Linked DNA regions of Homo sapiens: region 2 is linked to region 1. A link is an interaction called in ENCODE POLR2A ChIA-PET data of the cell type or tissue named here. Cell type or tissue: PC-9. All regions are shown on one strand. Each heading gives the region's core, and the rest is flanking DNA. Links, peaks and the distances in the headings are about the cores only.

Region 1 (7,725 bases), core at 1,541-6,540:
ATTTGTAAGTTTGAAATTATTTCCAAATAAAAAGGTTAAAATAATAGTCAACTTTAGTAAAGAAGAGCTTTGTTTGTGAGCAATTGTCAGATCCCTGGAACTTGTCAGCCTCTCCACTTTTAAGCAGAGCTGGCCCTCCATCTCCTTTTGGCCGCCTTTTGCCCCTGCCTCATGTGGTACCTTGGTTGCCCCAGAACTAATTATGGAATCCCACGTGGACATGGCTTTCCTGTGCACTACTCTGAGGTTCTTGAACTTTCCCTATTTTCATTCTCTCTATTAAAACAACGCTCCTGTGTCTCATATCCAGAAGACCTTCCTCTCTGGCAGTGGAATAATCATGTAAATCAGTTCTTGAGAGCCTAAAATGCATATCTCATTTAAAACAACATTAAGAGAAAAGATTAATGGAAAAATAACAGGAAGTATTGAAGCCAAGAAATATTGTAAGTAAACAGGCCTTTTGCCATGTCCCAAATCATACCACATCTGTACCTCTACTCTCTAACAAAACTTGTTTTGCTAGAACAATAAATGGGTGTAAGACAAAAGAAAACAGCAGAGACTCTATTTAGCATAATACCTCAAAGATTTAAAGCTGACATTATTTTTAATATAATAATGCACTATAAGAAAAATTGAGCAAGCTTAGGAGACCTTTCAAAATCAAAGAAAGATCAAGACTATCAACATAATAAGACACTGGGATTATACCCTAAGAGGTGCCCAGCCTTAGCAAGGGAGCAGCCTGCTCTTATTATATGTCACCTAGAAGTTAGATCAGGATACCGTCTTTTTCATTAGTCTCTCTTCCTACCTGCTACATCTGAACCACCCTCATCCCAGGTGCTTCCAGGGAAAAAAAAAAACAAAAACCAAATTTAACAACTGATGGCTCAAGCCAAAGCCTGAGAGAATAAAGTAGGACTGTGTGAGTGTGTGTTTGCAGGGGCAGGGGCAGGGGCAGGTGGATGAAAACACTCACGGCCAGTGGTGGAGGCAGGGTAGAGAAGACATCTGCAGTTGATGTCGAGACGGCTGTGCAACTGTAGAAAAGAAAAAATGACTTCACCACTCCCTACTTTTCTCAGATGTGCCTCAATGTTTAATAGTGAGTTTTTTTTATAATAGACAGTACTTTTTGCCCTTCTAAACATTAACAGCATCGCTAAGAGGTTACATAAATAAGCATTTCCTTTGTAGATTACATAAGCAGGTCATCATTGCTTTACGGCGGTACAAAGGGGAAAATTTTCATCCTACTGCTTTGCCTTTTATGAGATGAGGCTGAAAATGATTTTCTACTTATTTTCTCTCCTTGATCTTTTCTACCACCTTTCAGATCAATAAAATATGATAACAGTGACTCACAACTTTCCTACAAGAGTTTGTCAGAAGAGCTCTTAGGAATGATTCCATTCTAAATAAGCGAAGCTTTCACCTTTGTGCCTACTCATTCGATTCATGTGTGTTCATTCAACCATTAATTAAATAGATAACAGCATCCATTGAATGCATTGTGCCGAGGCTGTGTCCTAAGTCTCTGTTCCATCAATGCTCAGGAAACTGTCATAGACTGCTATTTATTAAAATGAACCTTAGAAAAAATAAGGCAAACTTAGTTCTGTGTGCTATTATTGCTTCTCAATAGAGATACTCTTATGATCTAAAGTTGATAAATAATCTATGATTTTGTAATGTGTATTCCACATTTCATCTTTTCCCTTTTGCAGCTCTATTTTTTAATAAAGCCTGTGTTATTTTTAAAGACAAAAATCCTACACATATTTCTTACATTGCAAACAAACAAAAATTCATTTTACCAAGATCTTTCATTCCAGAAGCCCTTACATATCCTTATGTGAAAAGATTGCTCTAGGGCTTCTCACCTGCCTTATGAAAGCAACTCAGTTGCAACAGCTAAAACCTCATTTTGAAATTTGAAAGTTGAACCAAGAGTAACATTAGACAGTAACTCACCCCAACAAGGAAATAAAGAACAATATTTCTATGTAACTATATAGAATAACCAGGGTATAAACAAACAAAAACTCTGACTACATTAAGTAATAAGTGAATTTATTATGAGGATATGGATATGCTCAGGATTAAGGCAAAAGTTAAAGAATCAGTCTCAGAAAGAAATAGAAAGTAGGCAGTTCAACACAGTAGCAGGAAAGAACTGACAGTCTCTTCTGCTAGAATGAACTCCAGTGCCCTTACACCCTTTCCCCTGCTCACAAAATTCCTTTTCAACAGCAGGGATGGAAAGGGGGCATCCAACGACTCCACTGGGTACTCTGAGTGACATCCGCCACACTGATTCCAATGGGACAGAGGCAGAGTATTAGTTTCCTATGGCTGCTATAACAAATCACTGCAAATCAGGTGGCTTAAAGCAACAAAAATGTATTCTTTCACAGTTCTAGAGGCCAGAGTTCAACATCAGTTTCACTGGGCTGAAATCAAAGTATAGGCAGGGACTAGGCCTCCCTCTTAGAAGGATAGATATGGTTTCATCTAGGATAATCCAAGATAATCTGCCATCTCAACATCTTTAATTTAGTCCCATCTGCAAACTTTTTTTGCTATACCAAGGAACAGTCACAGGTTCTAGGGATTAGGACCTTGCTACTTTTGGGGGAACATTTTTCAGCCTATCACTGGCACAGGCAGAGTGTAGGTACTGGCATCAAAAGAACAGGATAGCCAAAAATTTGAAGCAATCAAAATGCCCTTCAATAGGTGAATGGATGAACATTCATTCAACAGAATGGTACATTGATACAACAGAATATTATGCAGTAGTAAAAAGAAATGGGCCATCAAGCCATGAAAAAACATGGAGGACCCTTAAACACACATTATTAAGCGACACAGCCAGTCTGAAAAGGCTACATCCCATATGATTCCAATTATGTGACATTCTGGAAAAGGGAAAATTAGACACTGAAAAGATCCATGGTTGACAGAGGTTTGGGGGAGTGAGGGAGAATAGGGAAGGGATGAATAGATGAAGCACGGAGAATTTTGAGGGGTGGTGAAACTATCCTGTACAATGCTGTAATGGTGGATACATAACACTATACATTTGTCACAACCCAACTGTACAACATAAGGAGTAGACCGTGATATAAACTCTGGACTTTAGTTAATAATATTTCAATATTGGTTCATCAATTGTAACAAATGTACCACACTAATGCAAAATGTTAATAATTGGGGAAACTGGGAGGAAATAAAGGAAGTATTTGGGAACTATCTGTATTTTCTCTTAAATTTTTCTATGACCCGAAGCTGCTCTAAGTTATAAAATCCATTCACTTTTTGAAAAAGAATAGACCATATGCTGAGGAGCCATAAGAATAATAATAAGAATCTCAGATAAAATGACTTTCAAAGTCAGATTCCATTACAGCTTCCAAGCCGGCTGCGTCTTGCCCCAGTTCTCATGGAACACTGGACAAATCAGTACATTTGTTATTATGTGATATCATAAGAACAAAGATAGTATGAATACCATAGCCTGTAAATAATCAAAATGTAGTATCATTTATAAAATATAAAATCATTTAAGTAGTAAACAAACTGCCTTCTTCCAACCCTAATCACATCCCCGAATACTTAACATGTGTGAGTAATGAAATGATACAAGTTTCACCTCCTTTTCCCTCCCCAGATTACCTCTGTAAGAAGTGTTAAATACGAGGAGAAAAGGCCAAAAGGAAATCACAAAATGGATGAAATAATGAAATAATGGATGAAAAATATGGGCATGAGAAATCCACAAATTGTACCTTCATTCTCCAAACTAATTGTTCTTTAAAAACCCACCTTAGCCAGGCTCATTGGTGCACACCTGTAGTTCCAGCTCAGGGGGCTGAAGTGGGAGGATTGCTTGAGCCCAGGAGTTTGAGACCAGCTGGGGCAACATATTAAGACTCCATATGTTAAAAATTGGTTAAATAATTAATTTTGTTTAAAAAGCCTTGCCCTAATTTAATATCAGAGGGCTGAAGGAAAAAGCTTCAGTTTGCAGATGAATCTCTAACCTGAAAATTCATAATCGGAGTATGGCACTGGGTGGTGTAATTAGCTTACTCCCACTGCCAGGCCCCTCTGACAGCACCTCATCAGAAGTCAGAGAAGATGAGGGGTGGGAAAGAAGGTGCGGGGGAGAGTTCTTTGAAGGGAGCAGAAAATAGACTATTGAAATGAGAATAATTCTGTCCAGTAAAAGTTGACTGAATAAATCATTTCCAATAATTGATTTGTCCTGGCACATTTGTGCTGCTGGAATTTCAGCTGATACCTATTTTAAGCCTCCAAGTCCTCCCTTCCTTTAAAATAAAGTTACAGTTTCATATACCTTGGAGCACTATTGGATCGATCATTTCTGTGGCCCCTAAATTATAGCTTACCAATCATTGTGAAGTTTTTCTTTTTTTTTTTTTTTTTGAGACGGAGTCTCGCTGTGTCGCCCAGGCTGGAGTGCAGTGCCGTGATCTCGGCTCACTGCAGCCCCCACCTCCCAGGTTCAAGCAATTATCTGCCTTAGCCTTCCGAGTAGCTGGGATTACAGGTGCCTGCCACCACACCCAGCTAATTTTTTTGTATTTTTAGTAGAGACAGGTTTCACCATCTTGGTCAGGTCAGGCTGGTCTTGAACTCCTGACCTCATGATCCACCCGCCTTGGCCTCCCAAAGTGCTAGGATTATTTACAGGCATGAGCCACCATGCCCAGCCTTCATTGTGGAGTATTTTCAAAGGGATAGTAATCCCTGAAAACTCAACCCCTAAGAAAACATTAATTCTCAACCTCTCCATACAAAGTGTTTCATGTGCATGTGAGCTCTAGCACACTGTCTACACAGTGCAGGCCAAATTCGAATCTGAAGAGTTACACTCTGCCATTTCATTAAAGTCCTGCCAATTCAAGTGAGGTAGCACTTCTCAAGGGAAGAAAAACAAGTACAAGGTTCCTATTGCAGAATATTCTGACATTCTGTCTCCTGTGCCTGCAGTCTATTATGAGCAATATATTTGCAGAATCACATACCAAAAAATAATATTTTCAGTTCCCTCCTCTAATTCTCTGGAGTTATATGCATATCTTGAAGCCTGATTCTCCCACTTTCTGCCTCATTCATTGACACATTCAAGAACCACTCACCCTTAATTCCATCACCTGCCCCAAATACATAAAAACAAGCCTTCCCAACACACAACCAGCCAACCTCTTGGTTATTTTACTCTTCATACTGTGCCAATTTATAGATACCTATTTCTTTAAAACTCTCCTAATTTCCTTTATTGTTTCAGATGAACATCTGAAATGCCATAAGAGCATCCCTTCTGCAAAGTTATATTGCAAGTTTTAATTATAAGAAAATGCCAAATTTGCATATAAAGGGCTATATCACTTGTTTATGAGCACAGAGATTTCCTGAGCTGCTACAGACTTTGCAGTCCCTGTCACCTCAAACACAAGACAAAATATGAAGACTGTGCTGTTTTGTGATTCCAGACTCAGTTATGTTGCTAACAGATGTAATGGCACCAGTTCTATCAGTGAACAGTAGTAAGCCAGAAAGGAGAACTGTGTGAAGGTCTGTTTCTCTTCACTCTAGACTGATAAGGATCCTTAATCAGCAAGACTAGGGGAATACTTATCTTCACTCTGTGGACCCTGTGGTCTCCACTAAGTTCAGCTATTTCTTGCTCCAGGGCCTCTATAATTACAGTTTTAGTCTTTGCTTATGCCCATATGCAAAGTATTCAGGTAGCCAGCATTTATTAGTTGATTTTCTGCAGAGGCCTCTGCTTCTATGTCCACATTCAGAGGTATTTAATACCTACGTATATGCCTGGCCCTGGTTTAGGCAATGGGAATAAACCAGTAAACAAAACAGACTCTCTTTCATCCACACATTCTGAAAAATAAACGCTTCTTGCTTCCCACATTACTACTGCTTTCAGAATCTTCTCTAAACCTGTCCTGCATCTGCACTCCTTCTCCCAGCATGATCCTGGGAAATCCATAATTCTCCTGCATAATCCCTGTCACTAAGAAAAGACTTGTTGGTCGGGCGCAGTGGCTCACGCCTGTAATCCCAGCACTTTGGGAGGCCGAGGTGGGCGGATCACGAGGTCAGGAGATCGAGACCATCCTGGCTAACACGGTGAAACCCTGTCTCTACTAAAAAAAATACAAAAAATTAGCCGGGCGTGGTGGTGGGCGCCTGTAGTCCCAGCTACTCAGGAGGCCGAGGCAGGAGAATGGCGTGAACCCAGGAGGCAGAGCTTGCAGTGAGCAGAGATCGTGCCACTGCACTTCAGCCTGGGCAACAGAGCGAGACTCCATCTCAAAAAAATAAAAAAGAAAAAGAAAAAGAGACTTGTTTTAAACATTTCTTAACAGTAGTGTGGAAGTTTTCAATCTATGCAGAAAATAATTCGCTCATTGAGCAAAATTATGTATGATGCCACAACACTCTCCCAGTACACATCCATCTCAAAAGGTGTTTCTCTTCAACCATTCTAAGCCAACTATCCTTAGGACCCCCTAAGGATGGTAGTTTACAAGGAGGTCTTAGTGGATATTCCTGGGGTAGATTATCAAATAGCATTACATGGATAACACAGTCTTTACCCTAATTTACAAAGTGGAAGTAACCCCCATGATTTGATCATTTCTCTCTTTATAAATATAGGCTAAGGTTGGCAATGCTTAAATTAGTATACAAATTTGGGGTAGAGGAAGGGAGATTTTTGCCACCTAGTACTGCCAAATACTACAAACTCACTGTTCCTCTCATTTGTTATTGTGACATAGAACATTGCAATTAGCACTTTCACATGAAAGGCAACCAGACAGAAACTGGAATACTGTTAAAATCAAACTACCAGCCTGGATAATATAGTAAGATCTTGTCTCTATTAAAAAATTATTTTAAAAATTAAACTACCAGGCTGAGCACAGTGGCTCACACCTATAAGCCCAGCACTTTGGAAAGCTGAGGCAAGAGGATCACTTGAGGCCAGTTCGAGACCAGACTGGGCAATATAGTGAGGCCCCATCACTACAAAATAATTTTTTTAATCAATCTACCAATAGTTTGGTACCATTTTTAATTGACAAATAAATGAAAACAGCTGAACTATCTATGGTATAATGCATAAGTAAATTGTGGGTTTATCCAGTGGAAAACTGCACAGCAATGAAAATGAACAAATTACAATTCCATGATATGGTCAGATGTCACAAACATAATGTTAAGCAAGAAAAGCCACACCCAAAATAATACCTACCATGATGATTCCATTTATAAAAAGTTCAAATATGTACAGAGCTAAACTATAGCATTAGAAGTTAGACTAACAGTTACCCATGAGGAGGCAGTCACTGTAAGGGTATAATTGGAGCTTCATGGGTGCTGATTATGTTTTTTGACATGAGGACTGGTTACACAGATGTATTCTTTTTCTGAATATCATTTATTTGTAAACTTAAAACTTGTGGCCAAGATGGCCGAATAGGAACAGCTCTGGTCTGCAGCTCCCAGCATGACTGATGCAGAAGATGGGTGATTTCTGCATTTCAACTGAGGAAACTGGCTCATCTCACTGGGACTGGTTGAACAGTGGGTGCAGCCCACAGAGGGCGAGCCAAAGCAGGGCAGGTTGTCGCCTCACCCAGGAAGTGCAAGGGGTCAGGGGAATTC
Region 2 (7,725 bases), core at 1,505-6,504, 99 kb after region 1:
ATGTAGGCTGGACAATGCCCAAATCACACTGCCAACCTCTCCAGTGAAGAGGCCACCATGACTGGCACCACTGATGGGGCATCCCCACATTAAGTTCACAGAAATTTTGAAAACCAACAACAGAAATAAAGAAAAATTGTGAAGGGAATTGTGATGACCTGCTCAGAGCTCTCTGTCTCATGTTCCTTTCTCATAGGCCAGTGACCAGCTTTCTGCTTGTGGCAAGAATACAGCCATAGTTAGCTCAGTCTTTCATTCCACTAGCTCCACAAAAGCCACCTTTCCAAAGCTCAACTTCAAAAAATCAGATTGAAGCAGCAAGGTCACAGACCCCAGTGGCAGCCCCCACCCACATGATCTAGTGGAACATCTCCTGGAAAAATTTTTCATCAGCAATCTGGATCTGCTAAAAATCTGTTAACTTGAAGTATGAAGTAAAATGAAGCATTTCCTGCCTCTGTAAATCAGGGTTTCTCAACCATGGCACTATTGACATATTGACCTGGATAATTCTTTGTTGGGGAATGGGGGTAGGGTAAGGGTAGCTTTCCTGTCCATTGCAGGATGTTTAGCAGCATCTTCAGCCTCTACTCACTATTCACCATTAGTACCCTCCCTCTCCAGTTGTGACAAACAACAGTGTCTCCCAACATTGCCCAATGTACTCTGCTAAGCAAAATCACCTGCATCTGAGAACCATGTCACCCAGCCTGCAGTGGCCTGACCATAACAAACCACACTTCCAAACCCGCATCTCCAGCTCAGACCTCTCTCCTGAGCTCTAGGCTGATATATCTACCTGCTTGCTACTCATGTCTCAACCAAGATATCCCATAGCTAACTCAAACATGCCCAAATCTAACTCATCATTTTTCCTCCAAGACTAGCTTTTTCCCCGCAGTTCCTGTCCTGGTTAAAGATATCACTGTTGATCAGTCATCCGTACCAGAATCTTGGCAGTATTCTGGATCCTTCATCTTTCTTCACCTCTCCCTCTCCCATCACCACATCTAAAGAAGTAGATTCTAACAACACCTTTCTTAGCTTGTATTAGCCTCCTCCTACCCAATTGTAAGTTTCCTGCAAGTTTTCTGCTGGGCTCTTAATTTCTCCTCTCTCTCTAATTTACTTTCCAAATTGCTTTAAGATTTACTTTTTTCTAAATGCAAATATGAACATGTCATTCCATACTTCAAATTAACAGATTTTTAGCAGATCCAGATTGCTTGTGAAAAATAGTCGAGACTCTTTAGCAAGGTATACAATGACCTTCCTGAACTTTTCCATGTCCCTCTCTCCAAACTTACTTTACCTCTGCTTTCTTGCTGAGAAACTACATAAAAATCCCTGGTTTTGGCCGGTCACAGTGGCTCATGCCTGTAATCCCAGCACTTTGGGAGGCTGAGGTGAGTGGATTACGAGGTCAGGAGTTCGAGACCAGCCTGGCCAACATGGTGAAACCCCATCTCTATTAAAGATACAAAAAATTAGCTGGCCGTGGGGGCGCGTGCCTATAATCCCACCTACTTGACAGACTGGGTCAGGAGAATCACTTGAACCCAGGAGGCAGAGGTTGCAGTGAGCCGAGATCACGCCATTACACTCCAGCCTGGGCAACAGGGCAAGACTCTGTCTTAAAAAAAAAAAAAAATTCCTGGTGTTGCATTTGCTATCTCCCCTGCCTGCTCCAACACCCTCTCCCCAACTCCTACATTCTCTTAGTTCACCTGGTGAACTCCTACTCCTGCTTCAAAACCTACTGCAACCATCTTCTCTTAATTTTTTTCTTTCTCATAAGGCTCCTCCTTGACCAAGTGTCCCAATATCTTAACGGCAAGCTGAAAAACCAGGACCACAGCCACCTGCTAGTTTGCTCTTGAATTCCTGTCCTACAGAAATTGTGAGATTAAAAAAAAAAAAAAAAAAGTTTACTGTTTTAAACCACCAAATTTGAGATGATTTGTTACAGAACAATAGATGACTAATCCAAAGTTTGCTTACAGGGGTCAACATGACTGATATTCTAGACCCAAGTTTCAAGTTTAGGGTGCTCAGTGTTCCTAACTCAAGCTTCACTTGGGTTTTGAATAAAACCCATGACCTATTTTTATTTCTGTTTCATTTTGAAACACAGTAAAAATAATTACAGTAAGGAATGTTTTGAGTGAATTATCTAATCAATATTCGCAAAGTAATATGCAAAGGAAGAGTTCTGAAGAAAATATTTTTACTTATTATTTAAAGTCTCAGGATAGGGATTGAAAGAGCATTAAAACATAGTCTCCTTTGACCTTCAGATTTTTATCTTGAGTCTATAGGATGTAAACAGAGAATCTAACTCCAATTTTTTAGATAATCTGCTAGGAATGTATTTTTGATTTCAGGAAGAAAACTCTCCACTATGTAAAAATCTTCTAAACTTTTCTATACAGTTTACTCATTTTAAAAATTTGTTTGTAGAAACAACTGAAACGTTCATCGAAGAAGAATAAATACATTGTGGTTTATTTATATAATGGAATGATGTCCAGCAGCAAAAAAAGAACACAACAGCATGGAATAATCTCAAAAACGTGTTCAGCAAAAGAAGCAGGACAGAAGAAAAACCATTCTGTCTGATTCCATCTACACGAATTTCAAGAACAGGAAAACTAAGCTATGATAATAGAAATCAGAATTAGCTGTTTTGGGGGGATGGAAGGCTTTGGGGAGTTTTGAGGGTGAGGTTGACTAAAAGGGGGAGCAACAAAACTTCCTGAGATAATGGAAAGGTTCTATATCTTGATATGGATGATGGTTACATGAGTGTATGTATTTGTCAAATTTCATCAATTACAGTTTGTTATAATTTATGTTTATTAATTAAATTAAACATTAATTCATGCTTATTAATTAAATTAAACTTATTGATTAAATTATGTTTATTATTTATTGTTTATAAACAATAAATTTATGTACGTATAATATAAATAAATTTATGTATGTATAATATAAATAAATTTATGTATGTATAATATAAATAAATTTATGTATGTATAAGTAAAATATATTATTTCAATAAATATTTATTATAAATACTTATGTTTATTTTACCTCATGGAAATTTTACCTTAATCTAAAAAAGACAACATGAAAAAATAGTATGTAATACTAAAATCAAATCATGTTTCCCTATTGAAAGGCAAACACTCTTTGAGAAGACATAAACAGGGCATTCAGAACATCAAATAGAAAGAGCTTCCACCATCACACAAGTGAAACAAAATCAGTATTTCCAAATATTTTTCAGAAACTACCTTTGGGAAGAGTAAACCTCAGCTATTGGAGCCATGATAAATACCCACTGATTCTGAGCACAAGCCCTGTCCTCTCTCCAGCTGGATTTGGTAGGAAAATCACGATCCAGCTTGCCTCACTCCTGAGCCTTTGCTCTGAACGGAGCGCACTCACAGTGCGGGGTCTGGGCCTCCCGGCTGCGAGGCGGCCGGCAAGGCAGAGCCCAGGAGATGAGTAAGCGGCAGTGGGCGGGAGTCACAGCGGTCCGCGGGTGACTCAGCGTCCAGGAATCCCAGGGGGCCAGAAAGAAGATTTTGGCAAAGAAAGGAGGCCAGAGGAAAAAAAACCACATTGACAAGGCCTCACAGCTGCCGGAGGGACAGATGTAAGCTGCTGCTGGGACAGAAGGGGAGCGACTGGCAGCCTTAGACAAGACTGGGGAAGGCCAGGGGCCTCTGCATGACAATACAGGGCAGCAACTGGGAACGAAGGAATCGCTATCTGGCCCGATGTGGGGAGAACAGAAAAAGTGAAAACGGTGGGGCCACTGAGGCAGAAGGCATCATGTGGGGAGGAAATCATTTTGTAAAGAATTTGAGCATCTACCAATGAAATACAGACACCAGATTCCTCACCTGGTCTCTAGGATCGCTCTTGCCCTGCAGCTGAACAATCTTTATGATTCACCTTCTTCTCAGGATGAAGTCCATCATCAGGATCATGGTTTATGACTCCTTTATCATTTCTCCTACATCACAGAGAGAGTCCCTTCAGAGATACTGAGTTTGTTTGGAAATGTGCAGGGGATTTGCAAATCTGGGATATGCGAGCTGTGGGGCCCAAAAGTACATCCAAAGACAATGAGGGAAAGCTTATAAAACCAAAAGAGAAAAGTAGACGTAATTTGTTTTGAGGCAAAGAGAACACTGCTTACAGGGGCTTATGGCAGGAGTTGATTCCAGTTCATTAGTGGAGACAGTGTCCAGCAAGTGTTCTTGTGCATCTGGCTAGCTAGTTTGAGAAGTCCTTGGAAAATAAAACAGAATGAGATCATGTCCTTTTCAGGAACACGGATGGAAATGGAGGCCATTATCCTTAGCAAACTAATGCAGGAACAGAAAACCAAATACTGCATGTTCTCGCTTATAAGTTTGGGAGCTAAATGATGAGAACTCAGACACAAAGAAGGGAACAGACACTGGAGCCTACTTGAGGATAAAGGACGGGAAGAGGAAGAGGATCAGAAAAAATAACTATTGGGTATTAGGCTTACTACCTGGGTGACGAGATAATCTGTATAACAAACCGCCATGAATGAGTTTACCTATATAACAGATCTTCACATGCACTCCTGAACTTAAAAAAAAAAGTTAAAAAAAAGTCCTTTTTATAGGAATACGTGCATAAGACCCCCTTCAGAAAGTCTTTGTAATCGTTCTTATCATAAGCATGTGTGCCTGAGAACCTTCCCTTCTCAGCCTCTTGGCCATATTTGTTAGAGTTTGGCACAAGTGACTCCATTTTGATTCTGACGACTTTAACACATCAATTCCCCTTACCTTCTTAGAGAATTTCATCTCCACCACATCCTGGCCCACCCCCAGTCCCAGTATGTTTCTCTCAGGTTGTAGCTTATAGGTCTTTGCCTTGTTCAGAAGCCTTTCCTTACCAGCCCCCCTAATTTGGATTAGGTACTTTTCTATGGATTATCTAGCACCACATACCTTCTATGGTACCTTCCTCTAAGCTTTGCCATAGGATATTATGGTTGCCTATTAATTTTTTAACTATGAAATATTTAAAACTATAGAAATGTAAAGGTATTTTGCTACCAATTAAACCTTGTTACAATTAAATACCTTGTTAATGAAACCAATTTTAAAAATAGAGGAATAAAATATTAAAGACACAGAATGTTAGCATTGGTATTCCTGTACATATATTTGTTACTTATATATCTAATCATATACAAATATAGTATTGCTTGATTTCAAATTTAATACAATTAGACATGGCATGCACTATACATGCTCTTTAGCTATTTTTGTCACTCTACATTGTGTTTTGACACATTAATGAAGAAATTTAGACTACAAGAACAAATTGTAAAAGTAAAAGAAAAACTAATAAATTTGACTACACTAAAATGTAAAACTCTGAACATCAATATGTTACATAAATGAAGTTAAGAGTTGCAGAATGTAATTACTTCTTTTTAAAATATATTACTCTATTAAAGATATTCATTTCATAATTTTAAAAGTCAAAATTTTTTTTACCATGTTAGCAATAAAAAAAAAAGTCTCTTGTCTTACCCCCACTAACTTCCATTCTCCAGAAGCAAAAATTTTTTAATTCTTTTAACCATTTTTTCTGGACTTGACCTCTATATTTTTAAATAACATGATTATGTTGACTTTTTTAGAATATTATCTATCGACTCCATACCATTAAAGATAATGATTTAGCTTTCCTCTGTCTGTCTCTTTCTCTCTCTCCATCATTTCAATAGTTATAGTTTCTGGTTGGAGCAATATTCAGTGCTTACATCACCATGATTACATAAATATAATTCACAGAAGATCCATGTTAATGTCCTCTGATTTCACTCTCTTTCATCTATAACTTTTTTCCTTATTTCCACTACTCTCATTGGTTTCATGTGCTGGAGACCTACAACTTACTTACCTCTAAATACAACCTTAAAAGAAGAATTTCTTTAATGCCTTCAAATTCAACAGGCAATACACACACATACGTGCGCACACACATATGTGTGTATGCATTTTCCTCTAGAGACATCCCTTCTAAAGCATTCTCTGGCCTGGTGCAGTGTCTCACACCTGTTATCCCAGCACTTTGGGAAGCAGAGTGGGGAGAATTGCTTGAGCCCAGGAGTTTAAGACCAGCCTTGGCAACATAGCAAGACCCCGTCTCTACAAAAAAAATTAAAAAATGATCTGGGTGTGGTGGCATGCACTGACAGTCCCAGCTACTCAAGAGGCTGATGTGGGAAGATCACTTGAGCCTGGTAGGTTGAGGTTTCAGTGAGCCGTGATCATGGCACTTCTGCCTGGGCAACAAAACAAGACCCTATCTAAAGAAAAATAAAAAATAAAAAATAAATTTAAAAAAAGCACTCTCTTAACCTCTCTGGTCGAGTTGTTCTATTATCGGCCACCAGCTTTCCAGTTGGGACTTCCCATCATTGTTATTGTGGACATAGGATGACAAAGCTATTCCCATTTGCCAGGAACTGTGCCAATTTCATAACCCAGATCTGGCAGTCCCTAAGGTTAAGGCAAACTGCAACAATCGGTCAATGTATCTGGACAGTTCCCTGTTTCCTAGATCCTATGTTGTATTCTTCCTGGTTTATTGCCTCAGTTTGTGGAATCCATGCTCTAATATTTTCCTGAAAAATAATAAAAAGGACATAATTTTTTTAAAAAACATGCATGTCAGAAATATTTTTAATATGCCTTCATATGTGTTAGAAAATTTGGCAAGGAATAGGAATCAAGATTTGAAGTCATTTTCCATCTGAATTTCAAAGATATGGCTGCACTGGCTTCTAGCTTTCCCGTGTGGCAGGTGAGAAGTCTGGTATCTTTCCACTTCTGGGTCTTTTGAATATCTGGGTACTTGTAGGCTCTTTTCTTTATCTCCAAGGTTCTGAAATTTCTCATGGCATGCCTTTGTGTGTTTTTGTTTTTTATGCATTATGCAGGGCACAAAGTGAGCTCTCTCCATCTATAAACTCATGACTTCTGTTCAGGAAAAATGTTTTTGCTTATTTCTGTGAAAATATCCTACCCTATCTTTTTATAATCTCTCTTTCTGGAACTCCTGCTTATTTAGGTGTTGAGCTTCTTGAACTCTACTATTTTCCTTTTCTCTTCTATTTTTCATTTCTCTATTTTTGATTGACTTTCTGGATTTTTCCCAATTTCCCTTCCAGACTTTCTTCTGAAATTTTGGTTCATTTGTTCATTTGTTTGTTTTTATGTTTTCTTCTGGTCCACACGTAGCTGCTATTTTCTTGAAGATTCAGTTCTGTTATGACATAGGCCTTCCTTAATTGTCTGGTGATCCTTGGCTGTCTGCTTATATTTAAAACAAGGCAATAAAAAAGTGACAGGAACAGACTGACACTTATTCTTGTAAGGTGATTTGGCAAGGTTGTTTTATTGTTTGTTGTTTGTTTATTTGTTTTAGTTTTTGTTTTCAGCTAGCTTCCCACAGAGAACTCAACTACGACTCCCACCTGAGAAGTAAGTTTGGCTGCCAATTCATTTCTTTTACTGACTTGCAACTAATCTTCCCATTTTCAGGACTACCTGTACCCCTTATGTTAATATTTCTAAGTAGTTCTGAGATTCCATAGTTCAAAGCAGCCTTCACCTCAGCTTTCTCTGGTGTGTTGAGTCAGTTTTACCACTACTCCAT

What was found. Peaks named below come from ENCODE experiments on the same cell type or tissue, not always from the same donor. Only the 100,000 strongest peaks of a DNase experiment are listed, where the experiment ranks them.
Region 2: POLR2A ChIA-PET joins it to region 1 with 5 read pairs; 2 of 35 experiments call an interaction of 5 or more read pairs at or near these places.

Annotation. Positions count from the first base shown.
Region 1 is chr4:121,608,709-121,616,433 of GRCh38, forward strand. No RefSeq gene overlaps it. Among named protein-coding and RNA genes, the nearest start is that of ANXA5, 84 kb to the right of the region's middle. In PC-9, for the core only: no CTCF peak of the experiment used is centred there; no DNase peak of the experiment used is centred there.
Region 2 is chr4:121,708,221-121,715,945 of GRCh38, forward strand. No RefSeq gene overlaps it. Among named protein-coding and RNA genes, the nearest start is that of ANXA5, 15 kb to the left of the region's middle. RefSeq lists enhancers at 3,330-3,833, 3,497-3,776, 3,777-4,976. In PC-9, for the core only: no CTCF peak of the experiment used is centred there; DNase peaks (open chromatin) are centred at 1,931 and 3,541; H3K4me3 peaks cover 1,108 bases; H3K27ac peaks cover 2,332 bases.